2 separate regions of the Homo sapiens genome follow, and region 1 is linked to region 2. Evidence: chromatin loops called from intact Hi-C (ENCODE). Cell type or tissue: MCF 10A. All regions are shown on one strand. Each heading gives the region's core, and the rest is flanking DNA. Links, peaks and the distances in the headings are about the cores only.

What was found. Peaks named below come from ENCODE experiments on the same cell type or tissue, not always from the same donor. Only the 100,000 strongest peaks of a DNase experiment are listed, where the experiment ranks them.
Region 1: a loop joins it to region 2, with 27 times the contacts of the local background. A loop is called at or near these places in 4 of 110 quality-filtered maps.

What each region holds. Positions count from the first base shown.
Region 1 is chr6:168,652,544-168,663,022 of GRCh38, forward strand. It overlaps SMOC2 (SPARC related modular calcium binding 2), which reads left to right. Exons shown (of 13, transcript NM_001166412.2): 11 at 411-685. Among named protein-coding and RNA genes, the nearest start is that of SMOC2, 220 kb to the left of the region's middle. RefSeq lists an enhancer at 6,599-7,099. In MCF 10A, for the core only: a CTCF peak has its summit at 5,720 (motif pointing left); no DNase peak of the experiment used is centred there.
Region 2 is chr6:168,365,184-168,375,662 of GRCh38, forward strand. LOC107986549 (a long non-coding RNA gene) reads left to right here and starts at 2,417. Exons shown (of 3, transcript XR_001743904.3): 1 at 2,417-2,648; 2 at 2,959-3,655; 3 at 3,814-5,101. In MCF 10A, for the core only: a CTCF peak has its summit at 5,264 (motif pointing right); a DNase peak (open chromatin) is centred at 5,238.

The DNA.
Region 1 (10,479 bases), core at 1,460-9,459, 290 kb after region 2:
CATCATCTGATATTCCTATGACATGAAGGATGTGTAAAAGAATCACATTTACAGGGCTAGAAAAGCTCAGGGTTCTGGTGTGTCGGGCGGGTATAGCTGCATGTGCTGACCTGCCAGTCCTGTGCACACAGAAGCCAGGATAAGGGGGCTTTTGTCCTTCAAGTGCATCTTTGCTGGGCACAAATTCACTGCATCATTTACAATTTTGAATCCAACCTGAAAAATCTTTGCTAAAAATGTTCTTCTAAATTATTTCTTTAAATTGTTATATCTGATGACCAGTGCTGCAGGCTGAGACACCAGGACCATGAGAACTACAAGCAGGGGTTATGGGTTTGAGGGAAGGACAGTGGCCAGGAAGGAGCAGCCCAGGGGTTTAAGCATCCTGACGGCATCTGTGTTCCTTCCAGGCTCTCAGAACCCGACCCCAGCCATACCCTAGAGGAGCGGGTGGTGCACTGGTACTTCAAACTACTGGATAAAAACTCCAGTGGAGACATCGGCAAAAAGGAAATCAAACCCTTCAAGAGGTTCCTTCGCAAAAAATCAAAGCCCAAAAAATGTGTGAAGAAGTTTGTTGAATACTGTGACGTGAATAATGACAAATCCATCTCCGTACAAGAACTGATGGGCTGCCTGGGCGTGGCGAAAGAGGACGGCAAAGCGGACACCAAGAAACGCCACAGTAAGAGCTTTCCCACCCCCGACCCTGGGCAGTGGTCAGGCCCTGAGGCCTGGGAGGTCTGCTTCTCACAAACACAATTACAGATTGTGTTTATGGCCTGGGAGTGCAAAAAATCAAATATGCTGTTTAATTGTTGGGCGTCTGTTTGCAGAAATAATAATGATAATTGGCGACTCATCACATGCCACTTGCCCAGGAGAGCCCAGGCTCAAAGGGCATGAACTGCGTGTTGGTTTGCAATGAGCCTTTTTACTGTTCAGACCACGGTTGGCTTCCCCCAGAATGGATTGTCTTCTGGTATTTGAGGTGCAAACCTGGGAACCACTGGAATAACCAACCCTGCACCTGAGCTCCAACCAAATGTTAGGAACTCACCAACCCTGCTCCTGAGCTCCAACCAAATGTTAGGAACTCACCAACCCTCTACCTGAGCTCCAACCAAATGTTAGGAACTCACCAACCCTCTACCTGAGCTCCAACCAAATGTTAGGAACTCACCACCCCTGTACCTGAGCTCCAACCAAATGTTAGGAACTCACCAACCCTGTACCTGAGCTCCAACCAGATGTTAGGAACTCACCACCCCTGTACCTGAGCTCCAACCAGATGTTAGGAACTCACCAACCCTGCACCTGAGCTCCAACCAGATGTTAGGAACTCACCAACCCTGCACCTGAGCTCCAACCAGATGTTAGGAACTCACCAACCCTGCACCTGAGCTCCAACCAGATGTTAGGAACTCACCAACCCTGCACCTGAGCTCCAACCAGATGTTAGGAACTCACCAACCCTGCACCTGAGCTCCAACCAGATGTTAGGAACTCACCAACCCTGCTCCTGAGCTCCAACCAAATGTTAGGAACTCACCAACCCTGTACCTGAGCTCCAACCAAATGTTAGGAACTCACCAACCCTGTACCTGAGCTCCAACCAGATGTTAGGAACTCACCAACCCTGCACCTGAGCTCCAACCAGATGTTAGGAACTCACCAACCCTGCACCTGAGCTCCAACCAGATGTTAGGAACTCACCAACCCTGCTCCTGAGCTCCAACCAAATGTTAGGAACTCACCAACCCTCTACCTGAGCTCCAACCAAATGTTAGGAACTCACCAACCCTCTACCTGAGCTCCAACCAAATGTTAGGAACTCACCAACCCTCTACCTGAGCTCCAACCAAATGTTAGGAACTCACCACCCCTGTACCTGAGCTCCAACCAAATGTTAGGAACTCACCACCCCTGTACCTGAGCTCCAACCAAATGTTAGGAACTCACCACCCCTGTACCTGAGCTCCAACCAGATGTTAGGAACTCACCAACCCTGCACCTGAGCTCCAACCAGATGTTAGGAACTCACCAACCCTGCACCTGAGCTCCAACCAGATGTTAGGAACTCACCAACCCTGCACCTGAGCTCCAACCAGATGTTAGGAACTCACCAACCCTGCACCTGAGCTCCAACCAGATGTTAGGAACTCACCAACCCTGCACCTGAGCTCCAACCAGATGTTAGGAACTCACCAACCCTGCACCTGAGCTCCAACCAGATGTTAGGAACTCACCAACCCTGCACCTGAGCTCCAACCAGATGTTAGGAACTCACCAACCCTGCACCTGAGCTCCAACCAGATGTTAGGAACTCACCAACCCTGCACCTGAGCTCCAACCAGATGTTAGGAACTCACCAACCCTGCACCTGAGCTCCAACCAGATGTTAGGAACTCACCAACCCTGCACCTGAGCTCCAACCAGATGTTAGGAACTCACCAACCCTGCACCTGAGCTCCAACCAGATGTTAGGAACTCACCAACCCTGCACCTGAGCTCCAACCAGATGTTAGGAACTCACCAACCCTGCACCTGAGCTCCAACCAGATGTTAGGAACTCACCAACCCTGCACCTGAGCTCCAACCAGATGTTAGGAACTCACCAACCCTGCACCTGAGCTCCAACCAGATGTTAGGAACTCACCAACCCTGCACCTGAGCTCCAACCAGATGTTAGGAACTCACCAACCCTGCACCTGAGCTCCAACTAAACGTTAGGCCAGTTCACAAGCCGTAAAATCATTGCTGTGGCCCAGACCAGTTATTCCAATGGTTATAGCAGTTTTAACAATTGAAAATACTTTTTTTTGTGGGCCTGGCCTACCCAACCGTGACAGGAAGTAAGAGAAACCTGTGATGGCCAGAGCCCAGATGTTCTTAGGAGGCAAGCCAGGAGAAGCCGGGTCTGACTTTTCAGCTCAGAGACAGCACTGTGAGATGCGTGCATGCCCTGATCCCACTGCACATGCGTGCTAGATACTCCTGCATGTGTGTGCTGGATCCTACTGCATGTGTGTACTAGATACCCGGCACATGTGTGCCAGATCCCCCTGCACATGTGTGCTGGATCCCCTCACACGTGTGTGCTAGATCCCCCTGCACGTGTGTACTAGATTTCCCTCACACATGTGTGCTAGATCCCTTGCACATGTATCCTGGATCCCCTCACACATGTGTGCTAGATTCCCCTGCATGTGTGTGCTAAATCCCACTGCACATGTGTGCCAGATTCCCCTTCATGTATGTGCTGGATCTCCCTGCCCACTTGTGCTAGATCTCACTGCACGTATGTGCTCGATCCCTTGCATGTGTGAGCTAGATCCCCCATATGTGTGTGCTAGATCCCACTGTACACATGTACTGGATCCCACTGCGCGTGTGTGCTGGATCCCCCGTATGTGTGTGCTAGATCCCACTGTACACGTGTACTGGATCCCACTGCACATGTGTGCTGGATCTCATTCCACATGTGCATTAGCTCTCACTGTCCTTGGGGATCTGTTTCCTGATTTGTGTAATACTTGCTGGGTAGGGCTAGTAGACACCGCTCAAATCTCTGTCGTTTATGACTCTTTTATTTGTTGTCAACTCGATAACAAATGTGGAAGAGAAAACAAGCTTGAGACTGTGTTGTGGAGGGCTGATTCACCGTGGTCTTTAAAATCCTCCTGGCAAGTCACGGTGGCTCACACCTGTAATCCCAGCACTTTGGGAGGCTGAAGCGGGTGGATCACCTGCGGTCAGAAGTTCAAAGTCAGCCTGGCCAGCATAGTGAAACCTCATCTCTACTAAAAATATAAAAATTAGCTAGGCATGATGGCTCATGCCTGTAGTCCCAGCTACTCCAGAGGCTGAGGCACAATTGCTTGAATCTGGGAGGCAGAAGTTGCAGTGAGCTGAGATCGTGCCACTGCACTCCAGCCTGGGTGACAAAGCAAGACTTTGTGTTAAAAAAAAAAAAAAAAAAAAAAAGAAAAGAAAAGAAAAAGAGAAAAGGAAAAAAAAAAAACCCTCCCATGTTTGAAGCTCAGCTGTGAGACAGGGGCCCTTTGATCTGACCTGGACTGAGGGCTCCTGGAGGAGGCAGTGATCATCGTCTGCCTCCTCTTCTCAGTGTCCTAGTGCTTGTCTTGATAGTCACTCAGTGCTGTTCAACCAAATTAGGGCAAGCCTAGATCTGTGTCATGGCGACGCACTTCCTGCTAATTTCTCTGTGAAAAGTCAGCTCTGAAAAATTAAGCTTTAGTTTGAAGCTTTTTGTATAGGGTCTTTGTGGTTAATGCACGTCCTGCCGTCCTGATGATGTCTTCACGGGAGAGCAGATGGCTGTACCTATGGCCGCCTCCCTTCGCTCTGTATGCAGGAGGCTGCCCCCTGTGCTGGCCCGGCCATCCGATGAGGTCAGAGAGAATCCTCAGTTATGTTCAATGTTCTGTCTCCATCAAGGACTCTTTGGCAAGTGTGGGAGGAGCTGGCCTCTAATAAGACAAAAAAGAAAAGAAATCACTCTGGGCTGATCAACTGCAATGCATGAAGGCAGCAAATGCCCACTCACCACTGTGGGAAGAGGGGCACTAAATGTGCTGCCAAGGTCTGGCAAGGCTCATGATCCAATATCCAATCCTACTTCATGGCTCAAGACCTCATTTCATTTTCACAGCCATCCTGAGGGGGACGAGGTCACAGACAGATGCTGCCATCCCTGACACTTGCAGACAAGGACACACAGGCACTGCAGTCATCAGCACTTTGATCTGAGTCTTCCTCAGCAGTGCTGCATGCAGCAAGGGCAGTGCTGTTGGAAATCGTCCACTCTGCTGGGCTACACTTGCTGTTAGGGCTCCTTCGCCCACACCAGCATACACCTGCAACCCTCCAGGCATTTGGATGGAAAACCAAGGATGCCTATTCTCAGTAGTTGCCCATGTGTGATTTCCCCCTTGCTTTTCCCTTTCTCTGTATTCAGCACCTGCCCACTGGGTTTCCTGAGCACTTCTCTCTTACTGCCACCCGATACTGCTTTTGGCTTCTTGGACTGGGACTGTGTCTTAGTCCATTTTGTGCTGCTATAACAGAACACCATGGATGGGATACCTTATGAACACAAACGTATTAGCTTATGGGTCTAGAGGCTGGGCAGTCCAAGATTGTGGAATCAGCATCTGGTGAGGGCCTTTGTGCTGTGTCATCCCCAAATAGAAGGGCGAAGAGAGGGTGAGAAAGAGAGAGAGAGCAAGGGGGGCCAAACACATTCTTTCCTAGGAGCCCACTCCCAATATAATGGCATTCACCTATTCGTGAGGGCAGAGTCCTCATGATGCAGACCTCTTAAACCTCCCAACGCCTCTGTATTAGGGATTGAGTTTCCAGCACATGAACTTTGGGCTCACCTTCAGACCATAACAGGCTGCTTTCTTCACTTCCTGTGCTTTTTCTCTTATTTTGGTCCCTGCTCAGGATCCCAGAAGACAAATGGTGTTTTGCTCTTTGAGACTTAAAACCTACAAGCAGGGTCCACATGGGAGGCCTGGGGGACTGATGGGGAGATGGAGAGCAGGTGGCTGCCAGATCTGCAGCTGGGGCCAGGGAACCATGGTGTCCCTCACCCCTGATGGTTCCACAGAGAGGGAAGATGAACACCCACCCAGTGATTCATGAAGGGAGCTGCTCACATTCTGCTGTTGCCCCATCTGCATGTGATGAGTGACACCTTGTGGCACCTGGGGGCTTCCTGTGTGGCTCCTCCTCTGTTACGGAAACCAGTCTCTGCATTTCTGTAGAAGGCTAATTTTTATGGTCATAATGAGAAAATTAAGGATGGGTAGAGCCAAGTGTAGATCTGTTTCTAACTTTTAATCTTCTTCCATTCCTGGGTGGTGCAGGCTGGTCTTCTCTTTGCAAGGACTCCATCCTGTTAGCCGTTGTCAGGTGGCTTGAGTAGCACCTGAAACGTAAGCCACGCATGGCTTCTGCCCTCCTCAGCCTGGTGCTACAGGGTCATGTGGTCCATGGCCCTTGCTGGGGCAGATTCCTGTCTACTAATTTCTTCAATTAAACCGAAGTGAATGTTGACTCTTTGTAAGGGGGTTGGATGAGTTCCAGCAATTGGCGGGTTTTCAGGTAGAGTAATTGGGCCCAGAGCTGTGATTATGGTGACAGAATTTTGAAAATTTCGGGATGAAACGATTTCAAGATGGATCCACAGCAGTTAAGAAGATGTTCTGTTCTCCTGGAGGCCCTGCTCCTAAGTCACCCTTCCAGAGGAACCCATAGCTCCCCTCATCCTGCATCACCTGCAGGACACAGCTCAGACTGTGTGTGTGTGTGGAGTATGTGTATGTGTGGTGTGTGTGGTGTGTGTGTGTGGAGTGTGTGTATGTGTGGTGTGTGTGGTGTGTGTGTATATGGTGTGTGTGTATGGTGTGTGTGTGTAAATATGGGGTGTGTGTGTTTATGGTGTGTGGGGGTGTGGTGTGTATGTGTGTGTGTGGCGTGTGGGGTGTGTGTGTGAGTGGTGTGTATGTATGTGTATAGCATGTGGTGTGTAAACACTAATACTGGCGCTCTGGGCTGGATCAAGCTCTGTTAGGGCAAATGTCTGGCATTCATCTATGTGTCCTACTATTTTAAAACATAATGTATTGATAAGAATTTTGAGGTGTCATTTGGCAAACAGATCAGGAGACAATTGAAAAGATAATTTGTTACTCACAGATCCCAAGGAGAAGAGGCCATGCTGTGCTGTCGGGGGCCACATGTGAAGCACCAGGGTCAGCCAAGAGACAGAGGGAGCAAGGGACTGGCCCTGAGCCCTCATCATGATTTCCCAGGCAGGCTTGCCTATAAATGAGGTGGCCAGGTTATAGGCTGGGTGAGGGTGGAGGTTGTAGGGTTGGTGAGAGTGGAGGTTGTTGGCTGGTTGAGGGTGGAAGTTATAGTATTGGTGAGGGTGGAGGTTGTAGGTTGGGTGAGGATGGAGGTTGTTGGCTGGGTGAGGATGGAGGTTGTAGGTTGAGTCAGGGTGGAGGTTGTAGGTTGGGTGAGGGTGGAGGTTGTAGGCTGAGTGAGGGTGGAGGTTGTAGGTTGGGTGAGGGTGGAGGTTGTAGGCTGGGTGAGGGTGGAGGTTGTAGGTAGGGTGAGGGTGGAGGTTGTAGGCTGAGTGAGGGTGGAGGTTGTAGGTTGGGTGAGGATGGAGGTTGTAGGTTGGGTGAGGTTGTAGATTATAGGCTGAGTGAGGGTGGAGGTTGTAGATTGGGTGAGGGTGAAGGTTGTTGACTGGGTAAGGGTAGAGGTTGTAGGTTGTGTGAGGATGGAGATTGTTGGCTGGATGAGGGTGGAGGTTGTAGGTTGGGTGAGGTTGGAGGTTGTAGGCTGGGTGAGGGTGGAGGTTGTAGGTTGGGTGAGGTTGTAGATTATAGGCTGAGTGAGGGTGGAGGTTGTTGTCTGGGTGAGGGTGGAGGTTGTAGGCTGGGTGAGGGTGGAGGTTGTAGGTTGGCCTGAATAGGAAAGGCTGCTCCTCACGGTCTCTGGGGATGGGCTAGCTCTGAGAGGGCAGCCTCTTCAGCCTCTTCAGATGTCAAAGCATTAGATAAAGAAAATGAAAGTCATGGTTAATACACCCACTCTCCAAGGAACTGGCCCATGGATTGGGTTCTGATAGAAGGATATGAGTCCCTCATGGGCAAGCTAAATCCCCTAGACAATCTCTTTGGAAGGTGGCAGCACCATACAGACAACTGTTGTGAGCCGCATATCCTGATTTCAAAAGGTTGTCAGTTCCTTCTAGGACTGGTCCGCATTGCTCTCTGCTAAGGCTGAGCAGGACCCTGGTGTTGAAGGATACATGGAGTTCTCAGTAGCGCTGGGAGAAAGCTCTGGGAGGAAATGTTTTTTCATTGCATATATTGATAGACTGAAATGAAGGTAACTTTTATGAGTCATGACCTTCCATGGGTCACGCTTCATGCAAGTGACTACAGAATCGCGATGGCTTAGGACCCAAGCGTTTCCTTCTGGTTCACATAGCATAGAGGCTGTGGGTTGCCACCATGCCGCCCTGGGCGGGAAGGCAGGTTCAGCGCAGGTCAGCACAGGTCTTGGGAAGATGTGGCAGAGAAGCATGAGAGGCTGAGCCACTCGCACAGCCACAAGGGAGGTGGATGCTCAGAGATGGAGCCTCTCAGCCTCCCACCTTCCAAAGGCCCGAGCCGCAGTGTGGGGCAGGGAAGGGGCATGGATGGGCTGGAGTTCTTAGCCCCTGGCGAGGAAGAATGGATGGATTTTGGAGCACAGCGCGATCTCTTCTGATGCCATTGTCTTAGGTGAAAAGTTTAAGTTGCTGCAGAAGTTAGAGTTCTCTTCTTCAGATCCCTCTGAATAATCTGATATGTCTCATTTTTACTGTCTTCTTAGTAATCAAGAAGAAAGAATATGATCGCTCCTAGCAAAATAAACTGCAGTTTGGCAAAAGAGGCAATTTGGTCATGGTCAAAAATGAACATTGTGGTCTTGGATACATATTTAGCTGATTTTGCAGCCCTTTCATTTTCCTTACAGAATTTTTTTTTTTGACTTAAAAAAATTCATTATCAGTTATATGTTTTGTACCCTGTATAGTTTACAATAGTGAAAAGTCAGAAAAACCTAAAGATCCAGGAAGAAATTAGTGAGAACATTCTAAATATCCACACTGTTGCTAAGTTTTTTTTGTTCCCTATATTTTTGCTCACTACTGAACAATGCGCTTTTTATTCTAAAAAATATGAGAAATCAGCCGGGCGTGGTAGCTCATGCCTGTAATCCCAGCACTTTGGGAGGCCGAGGCCACAAGGTCAAAAGATCAAGACCATCCTGGCCAACATGGTGAAACCCCGTCTCTACTGAAAATACAATAATTAGCTGGGTGTGGTGGTGTGAGCCTGTAATCCCAGCTACTCGGGAGGCTGAGGCAGGAAAATTGCTTGAACCAGGGAGTTGGAGGTTGCAGTGAGCTGAGATCGCGCCACTGCACTCCATCCTGGGTGGCAGAGTGAGACCCCATCCAACCTCCCCCCAAAAAAAAGAATATTAGTTTTTTTTTATAACTTTAATTTACAGCTACTTCTTTTTATAACTTTAATCTACAGCTACTTCTAACTCCCAGGGAGAATTCTATTAATCAGCAAGCAATACAAAAAAAACTGGCAATTGTTGAATAGCCAAATTGGCTCAGAATAGATTCAAAGTATCACTCCAATAGTATTTGAATTTGAACCGTTGGCTGAAAAGCCTATATTTTTTCCTGTAAAGTAGTCATTCCAGGCAAGACAAGTAGAGGAACAGCAGCACTCATTTTGGCACTTAGACCATTGAAACCAACTATTTAAAAAAATCATAGATTTAGCCACTGCTCGATGTTTTTGCAATTTACCTAATTGCAAATTGTTTTTCACCTTTTCATACTCTGTTTCTATTTGCGTTATGGCAAGGGAAGACAGTTTGAAAATAGAGCAATTTTGCTCTTTACTCCATGTTTTTTATTGAGTGGATAGAAATCAACAGTTAATCAAGGAATATGGGATGAAGGATACTTCCCTCATCTATTGATTCATTTGAAAACTATTGACCAAGTACTTTCTGCTCTAGATATTGACAGAATAACAGTAAACACACAGGAATGTGTGTCTCTTTAAGGCTTATACTTTGGTGTGGAAGCGAGTCATCAGATAAATAAGAAACCCCACAGCACGATAGGGGTTGCTTGTGGAGGAGGCAGAAGGGAAGGTCAGGAGGGCTGGAACGTTAGATGGGGGCAGGGAGGAGGCCCTGCAAGGTGCGAGTGAGTGGAGACTGGAGGAGCAGAGGAGAACCAAGGGCCGTCGGGTGGAGAGCAGCCTGCAGAGGACAGCAGGAACGCCATGCCCAGCAAGCCCCAGGGGTGGGGAGAAGTCGGGCACTGGAGAGGAACAGGCATCCGGAGTGATGTGATGCCACATGGGTGGATGGGGCAGAGCCCACCCCGCCTCCAGCATAGCCCAGAAGCCTCTGGCTGCTTCTCTGAGTGAGGCCATTGGAAGGCTTGGGTGGAATGTTTTAGAGGACTGCTGGTTTCCATGTTTGTGTAGACAACAGATGGGAAGGGCTGAAGGAGGAGAGTGGTGAGGTGTCTGCTCGGGTCCACGTGGGAGAGGTGGGCGGTTCCGGCCACGGAGCAGCCTGTGCGAGGAGTGTCGGGCTCTGGATAGACTTTGGGTGTAGAGCCTGAGGGATTTGCTCCCAGGTGAGATGAGGAAGGTAGGAGAAGAGAGGCGTGATCATGACTCCCAAAGTTTGCCCTGAGCAGCTCAAGAATGGGGTTACTGTGTCCTGAGGATGGAATACGTCAGAAAGTAGGTTTGCAAGGGAAGATAATGAGTCCAGTTGGGTCCTGTTTCTTTTGAGCTGCCTATTGAATGAAACTCCACATGGAGATAACGAAGTTGGATC
Region 2 (10,479 bases), core at 1,704-9,703:
ACACGGAGTCTCTGGGAGGTTGTGGAGGCCAGCGTGGGTCTGAGCCCGTGTCCGTGCCGCCACACAGGGCACGGGAGCCTGTTCAGTCTCCTCTTCTGAATACGAGGGCTTGCAGGAGGGACCAACACAAAATTCGTTTCCGGGCACACGGACGCCTGAGGTAAGAGGGCCGGGGTCGGGGAAGGCAAAGAGGAGCCGGTCCTGGGGCCAGTGTGGGGCCTCTGCTCTGAGGCGCTCTACCCCAGAAGGTGCCTGGCGCTGGGGAGCCACCCTCAGGGGCTCGGCCTTGGCCTGCAGAGAGGGGAGGGCAAGAACTGGTGTCAGCTCCCTCCTCCACTCAACCTCCTGGGTGTGGAAATGCACAGACACCTGGAGCCTCCGTGGGCACCACGCAGTTTTGGGTCGAGGGCTCTGCTCCAAGCACCCCGGGCATAAAGGCGGGCCTTGGCTCGGTCAAGAGTCCAGGCACGCACACTGGCATAAAACACTCCTCCGAAGGAATATGGAAATGTTCCATTTTACTTTGTTCAGGACTCCTAGGAAAATAAAACTTAGACATTTTGTATTTGAAAACATGACCTTCTAACTCTCCGCTATGCAGAAATGGGTTTGGGAAGAAACACATGAGCAGAAAGTCATTAAGCAGCTGCGTCTAGGAGGGCTGTCACCTTGCAGCCACCGAGAGGCTCCTCAGAGCACTCAGGACCACTGGGCGGGGTGAGCGGGCCCAGACTCTCCATCGGGATCCTTTCCCTGGGACTGGGAGCTGCCGCCTTTGCATTCTGGTCTCCCAGGGTCAGCACGACTGACGGCAGCACGGGGCACGTCTCCACACCGACCCCACCGTGACCTACCAGGGCCAGGGCTCCAAGTCCCCATGGAGTCACTGCTGGAATTAGGAGCAGCTAAAACCAACGGTGTTGTAAAAAGTAAAGTAGAGGTTCCCCTTCAAAGAGACTCTCCTCCCTGTCTTATTAGAAATAAACAGTAACTTCTCTTAGAAGCAAAGCAAAATTTATCCAAAGACCTGTGCTGACATTCTTAAATATCTGCTAGCCGTAATAAATCAATGTACTTTATGCTCTTAGCTCCCACAATTTAGCCTAAATAGTTGCCCTGGCATGCTTACACTGGTCCAAGCGGGCATTAGGCCATAGCCTGTTTCTCTTCCTTATTTGAAGGTGTTTTTACCTTTCTCAGCATTCCACAAGTTACTTCCTCCTTCCTTTGTTCTCCGCTGCCTTTGCCTCTTTTAAAAAGTTCTAAGTTGCTAGGTAGTCGGGACAAATACAGAATGTGAGGTCCCATTCCATCCAATGGAAACCAGACACAGCAGTAGGGTGGACGCATCAGGTTATAAAAGACCCTGTCTCCTTTGTTCAGTGTACTCTCGTGGCAAAACTACTGGCGAGCGTACCCTTTCTGCACAAAGTAAAAATGGCCTTGCTGAATAAATTAAATTTATGTTCAAGTGCTATTTCTTTGCGGCACCGGAGAACAAGCATTTCCAACAGTGTCCCCTGCGCCATATCTGGCCACACTTCCTCCTCCCTTCCTGGTGCTCATTCAGTCACTTGTTTGGAAAATGTTTATTAGGACCTAGAGAACTGGCGGTGTGGTTCGCTGTTTCCTGTACCTCAGGTGTAGCCATTAAGAGAGTAATAAATCTGACTGCATGCATATCAACAGGTGAGGAAAACTGGTCACAAATAAAAGCACATCATCATTTTATTTTGGTAGAAACATACATGACGAAAATTTTGGAAGGACAATTTTGAGTGGTGGATATGTGTCACTTCTACTATCCTTGGATAGAGGAATTTTGGGTTATTTTTATCTTTTATTTTACACTTTCAATATTGATTATTACAAAACACGTGTATCTTTCATATTTAGGAAAAATCAAGTAAATCTATTTCAACGTTTAAAATATATTGAAGCACTGCTCCATAAATATTATTTTAAGAAGAAAGTATTACTCCAGGTTCACGGAGAAGGAAAAAAAAAATCACAAGAAGGCTGTTTCCTGAGGCCTATTTACAAAACATTCACATTGATCAACTTTGGAAGTCAGGCTCTCAAAGGAAATGTGCACAGAGGTGCCCATGTCTGATATTCTTATCCTGTAGAGGAAAGGAAGTCAGCCCAAGCGGGTCTGAGGCTCACACACTGACCACGGAGGAAACCACACTCCGGGTTGCTTTGCCCATCGGCGGCAGGGCCGGACCTCAGGGCTCTCCTGACACTGGCGTGTTCCAGTCCTGGCTGCATCTGAGAATCACCTGGAAACTTTAAAAACGCGGGTGCACGGTCCCGCGGGGCTTCTGATTCACTCAGCCTGGGGTGTGGCCTGGCCATCAGGACTTTAAAGCTCCCCAGGATGTTCTAAATATCCTGCCAGGGCTGAGAGCCTCTGCACTTTATCATGCTTGCTCTCCAATCCCGGCTAACTGGCTCCTGGCCACAATCCCAGGTGAGCTGTGGTCAGACGCATTTGTGCTGGAAGGCTTCGCAGCTTGGCTGGATGGGGGATGTCTGGTTTTGGCCCAATTTCTGCCAGATGATAGATGATCTCACTGCTTCACTTCAATCGTCTCTAAAATGGATCTGGACGTCTTTTAACCTTATGTCTTCCATCTGCAAACACAGTGAGTAACATCAGAGATGATCAATGCGAATACGGCCCCAAGAAATTGCAAACAGCTCTCTAATATCGCTAATACCTTTTACTATTATGCAGTCAAGATTAACCCAATGCTGGGCAGATTAAAATTATGTTCTTAGTTGGAGCCTCTAGGTGAAAACCTCGTCTTAGTAAAACTGTACTTACAGTCAAATTCCACTGACACTCAAAGCGTTACTATTATTTTCATTTTTATCTTAAAAATTATTTGCAGATTCACTGGCTCTCCTTGAATCTCTCAGTGTTTTGCAACTCCATTTTAATCTCTTTTCAAGGTTCTGACAAATGCCATGACAAATGAGAAAAGAGTGTTGCATTTAAACAAAAAGTTTAGCAAGAGGAGAGGCCGTGACACTGGAGATGGAGGAGGCACTCCAGTTCAGTTGTGAGCAGTCCTGTCCGGATTCCTTCCTGTCCGGATTCCTTCCTGTCCAGATTCCTTCCCTGGCAGAAATCAAACTTGCCATGAGCTGTGAGTAGTCCTGTTTGGATTCCTTCCGTGGCAGAAATCAAACTTGCCATGCATTTGTTCCTTCTATCCTCTCTCTTTGAATTTCAAAGAAGAACTGGAAAAACAGTAATTATTCAAGATTTTAAACTGTAATGCAGTGAAATACTCCTTTCCTCAGGATAGCAGGGTCTTTCCTGGAGGCAGGAATGTGCGACATCCTTTGGAAAAAGTTCTCTTATTCACGGTGTTTCGCAAACCTGGCAATGTGTTCAAGTCAGCCGGGGGCTTCAGGAGGGAGAATTTCCCAAGAAGAAGGTCACTTCTGGACTCGCTTTCTGGGACATCAACGGACTCACAGAGAATCCGAAAATCAGAGAATCCGTGGCAGGGGAAGGCAGAGGTTGCCTGTTCCTTTACTTAGAAGGAGCTGAAGGCCTTTGTGAGGACAGGTCCATCCAGGAAGCTCCTTTGGGGAAACCAAGCAGAAAGGAGGCCTCAGGAAATTCCCTGAGACACAGACTGTAAGTATCCACCCCCCACCCCAGGCTCCTTATTTTGGTCCTCTCCCTGCTTACATACCAATTACAATGCCTAGGTCAGGACCAAAACACAGGAGAAGGTAACAGCAGTAATGGACATAGGAGTGAGGCCACCTGGCCAAGTGTGATCTTGCTTCCAGGACCGTCGAATGCACACACAGCCAAACGGATGTGAGACCACACAGCTTATCCTGCCGCCTGCCTTCTGCAGCTGTGTTTCTCAGCTTTCCTCCCACCCCAGGATTCAGCCTGCCTGGCCCAGCGCTGCCCCTTCTGCTGTCCTGAAGGTCTTACCTCCTGCGGCTCCTTCTGTCCCATCCTGGTGGCTGCCCACACCCATCTTTCGAGTGCCCACCTGTGCAAATCCCAGCACTGCCTCCCTCCTTCTGTATGTACTGCTCAACCCTGCACCCCACCCTGCTCCCCACACCATGGTGGGAAGAAGCCCCCTCTTTTCCTCCCTGTGTCCTGCACCTGGAGCAGAGCCCACGTGACGGAAACCCAGGAGCTTTCCTTGAGGGAATAAAAGCGAATAGGACTGGGCGCAGTGGCTCATGCCTGTAATCCCAGCACTTTGGGAGGCCGAGGCGGGCGGATCATCTGAGGTCAGGAGTTTGAGACCACCCTGGCCAACATGATGAGATCCCGTCTGTACTAAAAATACAAAAATTAGCCAGGCGTGGTGGTGGGTGCCTGTAATCTCAGCTATTTGGGAGGCTGAGGCAGGAGAATCGCTTGAGCCCGGGAGGTGGAGGTTGCAGTGAGCCGAGATTGCGCCGTTCGCACTCTAGCCTGGGCAACAGAGCCAGATTCCATCTCAAAAAAAAAAAGGAACGGAAGGCTCAGGTCAGTGCTGTGCTAGGCTCTTCAAATACTTGCTCTGGTATTTAAATTAAAACAATGTATCTAGTTGAGCTTCTTGTTTACATTTTTTTTTAAAGACAGGAAGATGCTTCCATTTTCCCACAGTTAATTGATTCTATCACCTACTAAAAGTAGGAAAGAGCTCTGGATGGAAAAGCCCCTTCCATCCCGACAGATGCTGAACACCAATCCACAGCTGCTTTCCAGCCCCAGGGAGAAATCCCACGTGGGCCTCGTGTGGTGCGTGCACACAAAACACAAGACGCACACGCTCACCAGCAGGTCATCCACGTGACGTTTACATTTCATGCTGTACCTGACGCTGCGTCCCTACAACATAAAATCACAGTGTGTTGCTTATAGACCTGAACCCTCAATATAATGTCACATCCGACTGTACACAATGTTTCTATGATGAATACGTTTTCGGTGCAATGAGAAAATGAACAATCAGCACAAGTGTGAGCTGTGTCTTAGAGTTACTTTATTGGTAACATACAATGCTGTTTCTTTTTATTGTTACAATAAAATGAACCCATAAACTCTGTGCTATAGTGCCCAGGAGCTGACAGACAGGAGAGGGGCTGTGACTGCCTCATTAAGAATTCATGAGAAGATTTGCCCGGAGCTGGGGAGGCCTGGCCGGCCTCCCTCTCCCGCGCTTGTTCCTGAATTAAAGTGTTCACGTGGCAGGGCCCGCTTTGGACAGCATCACCACTGCCACCAGGGGGCACCCTCGGCTCACGCTGAGCCCGGCCCTCCTGCCCGCGGTCGGGCTGGGACCGTCCTCTGGGCCTGCATCCGGCCTGGGACCCTTCTCCTTGTCTGTGCCCGGGCTGGAACCCTCCTCTGGGTCTGCGTCCAGGCTGGGACCCTCCTCCTTGTCCGCGCCCGGGCTGGGACCCTCCACTGGGATGCAGAAAGAGTCCTGGGACGAGTGGACGTGCACAGAGGTCTCCACAACTCCCTGCAAGCTCGGTTACACCCAACCTCAAATCATCTTCTCTCCACCACGCTAGAGCCAACCACGCCTCCCGAGGAGCAGGTGCCTCCTCTCTGAGTGGCCGGAGAGACCCGGATGTGATGTCAGCGGCGCAGCAGGCGAGAAAAGCGGGGAAGGGCGTGGGGTCAATCGGCTGACGGCAGGAGCCCGGGGGGATCTTTCCAAGGCGTCTTGGCGAGTCCAGGCTGGGCCCTGGATGTCGTGGCCGCAGGGTCGGGGTGTGGTTCCCCGGGAGCGGCAGAGCTTGTGTCCCCGCTTTGTCCCCTCAGGTTGGTGGGCACGTGGCACCCCAGGATACACAGGACTGTGTGATTTAGAAAAACACCACGCGGACGAATTGTTATTTTGCAAACCTGGCTTGTAATGAATGCTTTGATCAGAAAATGCAAGGCTGCCTGACCCCCTTTCTGTCATCTTTGAAAGAAGGAGGCAGAAGCCACGATCTGACCAGCACAGGAGCCCAGCCTGGAAAGTCAGGAGAGATGAGGCTGCCGGCCAGATGCACGTGTTTATGAAACAGCCTAGGCAGGATTTGGGGAGCGAGGGCCCTGCCTTTTCCCCTACATCACTTGCCCTTAACCATTCTCATGTTAGCTTTGGAGCCAGCTACATTTCCACGAGGCTCGCTCTAAAGTAACACCAACTTTTTAAGCGGCAAATGTTTGAAGGTGCCCACCAGCATGTTCCTCACTGTGAAATGCCTCGTTTGATCCCGCAGGGTCAGAGGTGAGAGCTGCTGGGGACCTATTTGTTGCCATCACTGATCAGACTAATTTAAAAAGAAATGACTGCTTGAGCCTCACGTGACCAGCCTGAGACGAACTGATCTTAGGAAAAGCTGCACACCTCCTGTGGCCACGACTGATGATGGGAATAAATTCGTTTCCAGAGCTTGACAGGAAAATCACCTCCCTTCAGAAAATGACTAACAGTGTTTTGTGTTTGATACCACCTTTTAGCTTGTCCCTCAGGTCTGATTTAACCTGCGGGTAGAGTTGATTCTAGTCATCTTGCCATGTCTCCTCGTCCTACAAGGACACCAGCCATTGGATGAGGGCTGGCCCTAACCCAGGATGACCTCATCTGAATTGCAGTACATCTGTAAAGAGTCTATTCCAAGGAAGTTCATGTTCATAGGTGCTGAGGGGAGGGATGGGACACCTCTTTCTAGGGGACACAATTGAACCCATAGCCAGTGGTCCGGCTGCATGGACAGGGAGGCCGCCGAGGTGCCTCCTGTCCCCCGTGCAGAAGGTCACGGACTTGCAGGAGTGGCTCTCCCACCATTAGACGGTGCTGCAGCCTCAGGGACGGGCCCCCCAGTGCTCCTCCCTCCTCAGAGGGGAAACTGATCCCGGGACCTGCACTTCTCAGGGACGTGGTGCTGTTCCCATGCTCTGTACTCTGATTCTGAAAAGACCCGCCCAGGACGCCGTGGCCTGGTGATCCTGGCCTCCACATGCAGTTCCCCGGAGGGCTGGGAGGGGATGTTGGGAGAAGTGAGGAATGATCATGGCTGTTCAGGTGCCTTTGGGAGGAACCTTGGTTAGACACCCAGGACCCAAGCTGGCGAAAACGGCCGGAGGCACTGGAGCCAGGCGTCAGAGGTCAGGCCCAGCAGCACCAGGTGTACATGCACATGCACACTGGCCCAGGCACATGTAGCCACGCCCATGTACATGCACACACACACATGAATGCCTACGCATGTGTGCAGCATGCACCCCCATCACAGGCCAGGCCCATGTACACGCACACACACAAAAACACCCACATATATGTGTGCAGCACTCACCCACATCACAGGCTGGGCCCATGTACATGCCCACACACATGAACGCCCACACATATGTGTGCAGCATGTACCCACATCCCGGGCTGGGCCATGGCCAGGCGTGTGGCCTTCCAGCTCAGGGCTGCCCCTGGGGTCTTTGTCTCATGGTGAGGCAGCGTCTGGGCTTTCCCCCTCAAACCCAGGGCTGGCGCCATGACCCATTCTGTGTGGCCGCCTGTCTCTTTCTCAAAAGAGTGGTCTCATGGAAGGTCTTAGAGCTGACACCTGGGTGAGGATAACAAAGCCTCATTCACCGGGCTGTGCTCATTTTATGGCCAATGTTTGGTTCCCTTGAAGACCCAGGCTACTTTGATGTGAACGTTTGCTCCTTCAGAAGTCAATGTTGTTGATTTGGAGCAACGGTTCCCCTAACCGAGCTGAGACCTTCCGTAGAACTCCGCAGGGGCAGCTCTTCCTAATCGCCTTTTATTGCTTTATAGGTGCCTGTAGCTTGGATAAGCTGGGGCACAGCAGGCCGTTATTGATAAGGACATTTCATACCTAACAAGGGCCAGGTGACATTTCCTCGTGGCTGCCCGTAGGGATGTGGGCTCAGATGTGAACCGAATGGAGAGAAAGAGACGATTGTGAAGGGAAAGGAAAACAAACGGCCACCTGCCCTGCATCCATGAAAGAACACCTGTGTTGACTTAGCCCGCGATGAGAATTCGCTTTCCAACCAATACGGTGTTTTATTTACCTAGAAAGACCCGTATCTGCAGTTCTCCCTTTTCATCAGAAAACTGACAGCATCAAAAGGAGATAACTCCTTTTTTCTTTTAATTGAAGAAGGTGGAAGAAAGTAACTCTTTCAAGGGAAATGGCCCGAGCTGTGGGTCAGGCTCAGACGTGGGCGCTGCGGTCAAGCTGTGGTGTTTCCATCCATTTGCTGCAGGCCCAAGCCTGGGTAGGGTTCATCCTCCCTGGAGACAGAGGTGGGAGATGTGCTTTGCTGTCCTCTCTGGCTGAAGTCACCAGGGCAGAACTGCACTTCTGTGGCCGGCGTAAGTCACACTGAGAGTCAGTGTGACCCCCATGCCTGCCTCTGTTGCCCGGGTCCTGTCCCTGGCACCTCCGGAGGCCCCTTCTTCACCTTTGTGATGCAGGCTCTCCCCAGGGTCTCTACAGCCCACAGGCCCCAAGCTTCTTCCACCAATGAGTGTGCAGAATTTGGTGGCAAAATAATCATTCTCCTTATTTTTATTATGTACTCTTCAAGCAAATGTGGTACATTGAAGAATGGGAATGACAGATCCCTTCCATGCTTCTAAACTCTCTCTGATGGTCAGTTTGGAGAACGTTTTACGGTAGATACAGTTTAAGTAGTTTTTTCCCATGCAATTATTAAAGACAAGGAATAGAACATGGTGTTGCTTTTTCCAGAAGTAAGAGAGGTGCTGATAAAGGTATCAAGCCAAGGTGTCCTCCAGGGAAGGAGAAGGAGCTGGGGTTCAATGCCCAAATCCCAGGGCTTAAACTGCTGGCTGAGGTGGGTGTCCAGGCTGGATGCCACAGTAGGGGAGGCTGAGGCCAGGCCTGGCCAGCTGCTCAGCCTCTGTGTTCCATGCTGTGATTTCCAGCAATCCAGGAGCGGTGGGGATGGATGCTCCAGAGCTGAGGATTCTTGGCTCAACCCAGGGACCCAGACCCTCCCATGGTCCCAGTCTCAGGACCCCATGAATGACCAGCCAGCAGACACAGGCTCAGGTGAAACTCAACTCACTTCCTCCCACCAGCTCCCGCCATCCCTCTTCTGCCACTGGCTGCACGTAGCCTCCCGGGGGGCTGGCTCAGGTCCAGCCCAGCGGCCATCCACACAGCCGGCGGGTACAGCTCCTCGGAGCCTGGGAAGGACAGAGCCCGCGAGGCACCTGGGTCGCAAGTGCGAAGTGGACTCCTTTTCCCTTTTCTGGACGACACAAGGGAGGGATATTGTTGGAAGGGACCCTTCCTTCCAGAGTCTGCTGCCAGCTGAGGGCACCCTGCCTTCCCGGCTCCTCCTCGCCGAGGCTGGGCTGGAGGAAGCCCTGTTTGCAGCTTCCCTGTGGTGGCTGCGGTCAGTGTCTCTTGTTTGAGGGATCTCGGGCAGATCTCACTCTGACCCAGGGTGAGAACAGACACCAGGCTCAGCTATGGCACCTCTGGTTTTGGAAGCTGAGTCCTCCTAGCCAGCTGCTGAAACATGTGAACTCCACTCCACGGCTGCCCAGGGCAGTGGCATTTGCACTGTGTCCCCTGAGCGCTGGGGTTTTGCAGACGTGACCTAGGGCGGGGTGCTTGACAGCAGGTACCCCCGGTCCCTCAGCCCCTTCTCCCCCGTCAGCCCTGCTCTTCTCATTTCATTTGTTGGGGTTTCAAAGAATGATGTTTGCAAAAAGGTTCTGATGCCAAGAAACCGCGAGCCCCGGTGGCTAGGGATCTTGGATCACCACCTCTATGGACGCTGCAAGCCTGGTGCCTCCCCAACAGAGTCATGGCATGATGGCCTACCCCAGACCCATTGTCAGGCCAGCCCAGCAACCGTTCCCCTGGGACAGGGAGTGGGCCTTGGACCTGCCTCCAGCCTGCCCTCCATCAAAGTGACTCTCCATGGAGAAGCCACAGGTCCCTGGGGCAGGTTACAGTGCATGGGTGTGGGGGCAGATGGGTGGATTTGAGTCTCATTTCTGTCACTATTTAGCTTTGGAAACTTAATCACCACATGTGATCCAAATGTCTTATCTGTAAGATGAACATAATAATGACGACTTGATACAATTGTGCCAATTAAAGAAAGCAGTGTTCTCGGATACCTCACAGGTGCCTGGAGAGTGATCCCTGTTGGCTGCCACACTGCCTGCAGCCTCTGATGGGAACCCGTGGCCCTGCCTCGGTCCTACGTTCTCCCGGATTAGACCAGCCCCTAAAAGTCTCTGCCTTTCCCCTCACAGGGCCTTTGTTCCCCCTGCCTCTTCAGCCCCATCTTGCCTCTTGTTTTTGTTTGGGAATGAGCTCCTGTGGACATCCTGAGGCTGATGTGGACAGGGAAATCTGGGAGATAGAAATCCATGGCTCTTTTCTTTTCAGCAATATAGTCAGCTGTGTCTAAGGAAAATTTATTATGAT